2 separate regions of the Homo sapiens genome follow, and region 1 is linked to region 2. The links are chromatin loops, found by intact Hi-C in ENCODE. Cell type or tissue: K562. All regions are shown on one strand.

Region 1 (2,500 bases), 250 kb after region 2:
GTAAGAGGAAGGAGTGGGATGAAAGAGGGAGAATATAGTGCTTCACTTATAACCTGTAATATTTTATTTTCTCAAAAGTTGAGGGAGGCTGTAGGTGGAATATGAGACAAGTGTGGGAATGCAGTAAGATCTATCAAAACTGGGTCATGAGTATACAGTAGTTGTTTATTGTAATCTGTGATTCTCTATACAATTGAAATAGTTAATAATTTTTCATTGTTTTAAAGTATAGTTCTTTGATTATTACCTAGATTGGTTATTTTATTAGGTTTGGGGGCATTAGTATATATTTATTTTACCTTTTAGATTTTCTGTGGTATATTTTGTTCATGTTTCCATAGAGATTCATTTTTTTAATTGCTTTAAATTACCTTAATTTATTAAAGATAGTTTAAGGTATTTCATCTTAATCTACAATTTTGAATTTATTTATTTATTTTTTGAGACAGAGTCTTGCTCTGTCGCCCAGGCTGGAGTGCAGTGGCATGATCTCAGCTCGCTGCAAGCTCCGCCTCCCGGGTTCATGCCATTCTCCTGCCTCAGCCTCCCGAGTAGCTGGGACTACAGGCGCCTGCCACCACGCCCGGCTAATTTTTTGTGTGTGTTTTTAGTAGAGATGGGGTTTCACCGTGTTAGCCAGGATGGTCTCAATCTCCTGACCTTGTGATCCACCTGTCTCGGCCTCCCAGAGTGCTGGGATTACAGGCGCGAGCCACCGCGCCCAGCCTGAATTCATTTTTTTGTGTGATCTTACTTAGAAAGGGCCGCTCCAGCCTGAGAACAGATAAGCGTTCACATATATATTCTTGGTTTTACTGTTTTAGCTTGTATATTTTAAATCTTAATCCATTTGTAATATATTTTGGAATATAACATGGAATATTTAGAAATATCTTGCCCTCATGCCATTTATTAGATAATCTATCTTTTACCCGTTGTCTTGAAGTATCTTTATATAGTAAATTCTTAATTATACCAGAATATTGTTTTGTTCTGTTTTGTTGATCTTTCTGAGTATAAGTATCTTTCCGTTCATTTTATTCAATTAATAATACATGCAGATAAGCTCATCATATTTAAAGGATACAACAGAACACGGTGGTTTTCTGCCCTGCCTGGCCCCATCTTCTCATTCTCTGCGCTCCCCCTGCAGATGCAGCTGTTTTGCAATCAGCTGTCTGTGCTGTGGTTTATACATCTCTCTCTTTCTCAGGAGTGTGTGGACACTGCTGCCGTTCACTGATAAGTTTTAGATGGCTATGACTATTGTAATATAAGGACTTGGCTCTCTGAGTCATTTTAAAATAAAGTTTGTGTTATTTCAATATTTAGAATCTGTGCCTCTGAAAAAGTTACAGCTGAGCATCATAATAGACAGTGCTTATTGTTAGCTTTTTGTTTTTCCTGGAGTCAGTAATTGCATTTTTCTTTTGGGACAGTTTTCCACAAGGTCAGTCACATCAGATAATCTAAAAGGTCCAGATTTTTTTATAGGCAACCTCCCTCCTGGAATGTTCCCTTCTCCACCTTGGCGGTGTTGCTCTCAAGGCCTACCAACAACCTTGTGAATGGGGCTTGTTGACTTTTAGCTTTATGGATAGTGTGAATGGGATCTTTGTTCCATTCTAGTTTTTAACAGGTTTTGGTTGATATATTGGGAATGCATTGGTAATGAAATATAAGAAAATATGTTTATGTTAATGACCGTTAACGTCTGTGATATATGTTGGTTTCCTTAACTTTTCTCCAAGTCATGTTTATAACTACTGTACTAGTGTTCACCAGTCAAACCAAGCACGAGGAGCTGGAGTTCCTCCTTCTAAGTCGAAAAAGGGGCAGACACCTGGAGGAGCTCAGTTTGTTGGCCTGGAATTATATAAACGACTTAAGGAATTTTTGAAGAATTACTTGACAAATCTTCTTAAGGTAAGATGTTTTATATATATACTGAGTATTCATAACAGGATATAAAAAAAGTGAAATAATGGTTCTAACTTGTTAAATCTTTCACTGTCATCTGTTACTGTTTTAGACACTAACGTAGGTGACAGTGTTTTGCTATTGCATAGTCTTTTACCTACTGTGAATATGAAATCACCATAAACTATATTCTAGGGTTTTGTTTTTTCGAGATGGAGATCTCACTATGTTGCCCAGGCTGGATTTTTGATCTCCTGGGCTCAAGTGATCCTTCCACTTCGGCCTCCTGAGTAGCTGAGACTCTGCAAATGCTCACCACCGTGCCCAGCTCTTTCTGTTTTTTAAAATTAGAAAGCTTTGATAACCTTTTAGCATAATAGTGCTTTCGTTAAATTACCAACCATTTTGGATTTGGTTGTTAGAAATGATGAACTTTTTCATTTAAAGCAAATATGTATTCAAATTATCTGCATTTTACTGTGAACCCAATGTGGTGTTCCCTATCAAGGTGTAGAAATAATTGTAAGGTTATTCAGTCTTGGAAACCATGTTTTTCAAATGTGATCTTGCTCTTTACACA
Region 2 (2,500 bases):
GCCTGTTTCTAATTTGTGCAAAGAACAGTTTTAAGGACCCTCTACAAAGTAATTTGTTTAACCCTAGTAACCTCCTGTATCAATTTCCTAGCACTGTCGTAACAAATTAGCACAAACTGGGTGGCTTAAAACAACAGAAATTTGTTCTCTCAGAGTTCAGGAGGCCAGAGGTCTGAAATCAAGGTGTTGGCAGAGCCATGCTCCTTTCAAAGCTTCTTGGGGAAGATCCTCCTTGCCTTTTCCAGGTTCTGGTAGCTCATTAGCAAGACAGTAGAAACATAAAGTAGCACCACTTAGGCCCAATATGACAGAATGTGACACAGAAATGTTGGTCAGAGTTCAACATATCTACCTTGGAGGCTGTAACCCATCACAGGCTCTGGCTATATCAGATGCTACGACGTACTCCCAGTATTCTGACTCCCAATATTCTAGATGCCAGGAGCACCTTCAGTGGAGCAATAGACCTGCCTACGTGAGCCAGCGGACAGCACCCAGGCCCAGCACCTCCACGGGGCCCTTCAAGAGCCGAGGCCTCATAGTTGACGTCACTATAGAACATAGAATTAGCATCAGAGACAATAGACAGAGAAAACAGTAGGCACTATATGGGGACAGAATCCTAAGAGGAAACCTATACTGGCATTTGAGGTGTGTCAGGCTTTGTGCTAAAATGAACACTTTGCTTCTGTTGTCTCACTTTATCCTCACAAGACTTCCGTGACAAATGAGGAAACTGAGGCACGGAGATTTTAATAACCTGCCCAAGGCCAAGTCCAGGTGGTCTAGCTCTGGAACCCACTGTATCACACGAAGACCTGTGACCACCAGCACATGAAGACAACCTTCCTCTCTGTTCCATTTAATCTCACTCTTCCATTTAATCTCTCTGTTCCATTTAATCTCACACATTATGTAAATATTTTCAGAAAAGCATGGGCAATTTCATCAGTAGAGGCTCAATAACACCTGGAAATTTATTCTTCAATTGTTAATTCTACAACCTAGTTTCCTGTGCATGTAGAATTCCTGTTCAAAACTGTATTTTTTAATATCAAAGGTTTACTTCTTTGTACAACTCCGATTGACAATATTGTTTCTAAATAAAGAGAAACATTCTGAAATTCCGCTACCAAACATTGAATTACAAGGAAAAAGTAATGTCAGCATTAAGCCACTAGATGGCACATTCTCACAGTTTGAGGCACAGACAAAATATTGAACAAATAAATTACCATCAACAGAACATTTTTAAAAATAGGTTCAAAATCAAATACTAGCATCAAATGTAATCAAGAAATTGTTTGTGATAGTAACTGATTGCTTAGGGAATAAAAAGGATAAAAATATAACCCCCATCTACTCCCAACCCTTACACCCTAACAATCAATAAAAATTAGTAAGACTGGGAGGATTTATAGAGAAAAGGAAATAGGTTATCTCTGTGCTTCCAGCTGAGCCTTAACTATCAATCTCTTTGGATAGGAGAGAGGGAGCCTTCTGATATTTCTACAGTTGCAACTGACAGGCTCTGTCATAGAAATTGACCACCTGGGAACCTACAGCACCCGGCTCATCCTCGGGTCAGGTTTTTGCCATGAGGCGGCAGCCGGCAGGCATTGGTTTATGGTGGTAGAAGGGGCATGTGCATGGAAACCTGGGTTTGGGCAAGTCACCTGGGTTTGGCCAGGTCACTTCACCTTTCTGAGCCGCAGGGTCCTCGCCTATATTTATAACCTATTTGATGAAATGTATATATGGTAACTACGTGAGGTGATAAATATGCTAATTTGATTGTAATCATTTTACAATATCTATCAAATCATCACATTGTACACTTTAGAATATATAAAATTGTTATTCGTCAATTATACGTCAGTGAAGCTGAAATATATGTAAGTATAAAATATATATAATATGCATATATCATTCACTTGGCAGAGTTACAGTAATGGTTGGGAATAATGACTTTAAAGCACCTCCCACATTCAACAGTTGTCAGATCATTCTTTATAGCTGTTACATCTGTGTCACTTTGGGAAAGTCACTTCACCTCTCAGAGTCTCAGACTCTTCGTCTGTGAAATAGAGACAGTTCTCACCACTCTCGGTCTTCAAGCCATGACTCCTACATTTTATCTTTCTTCCTTCCCTGATTTGTTTTTCTCAATAGCTCTTAATGCCACCAGACATAATTTTGATTCATTTGTTTGTTTATTGAACATTTCAGCATACAAAAATGCAAGTGCCATGAGGGAGGGCTTACCCTCCATCTGGTTCACTGCTGTGGCCCAGCATCCAGGACAGGGCCAGCATACAGCAGGCACGTATAAATATCTGTGCCAGGAATGAATGAATAGCACTACCTCAGACAGTTGCTGCAGACTTAGATAAGCATACTTTAAAAGAGTTTAGCACAACATCTGGCCCACAGTAGACATTCAGTGAGCCGTAGTAGTTAGTATGATTACCTGTGTGTCTTTTTTTTTTTTTTTTTTGAG

What was found. Hi-C counts contacts between places; a loop is a spot of excess contacts. Peaks named below come from ENCODE experiments on the same cell type or tissue, not always from the same donor. Only the 100,000 strongest peaks of a DNase experiment are listed, where the experiment ranks them.
Region 1: a loop joins it to region 2, with 1.9 times the contacts of the local background. A loop is called at or near these places in 3 of 110 quality-filtered maps.

Annotation. Positions count from the first base shown.
Region 1 is chr7:148,752,225-148,754,724 of GRCh38, forward strand. CUL1 (cullin 1) reads left to right here. Exons shown (of 22, transcript NM_003592.3): 3 at 1,752-1,926. Among named protein-coding and RNA genes, the nearest start is that of CUL1, 55 kb to the left of the region's middle. In K562, no CTCF peak of the experiment used is centred here; a DNase peak (open chromatin) is centred at 1,187.
Region 2 is chr7:148,502,909-148,505,408 of GRCh38, forward strand. No RefSeq gene overlaps it. Among named protein-coding and RNA genes, the nearest start is that of C7orf33, 87 kb to the right of the region's middle. In K562, a CTCF peak has its summit at 1,188 (motif pointing right); a DNase peak (open chromatin) is centred at 1,173; H3K27me3 peaks cover 795 bases.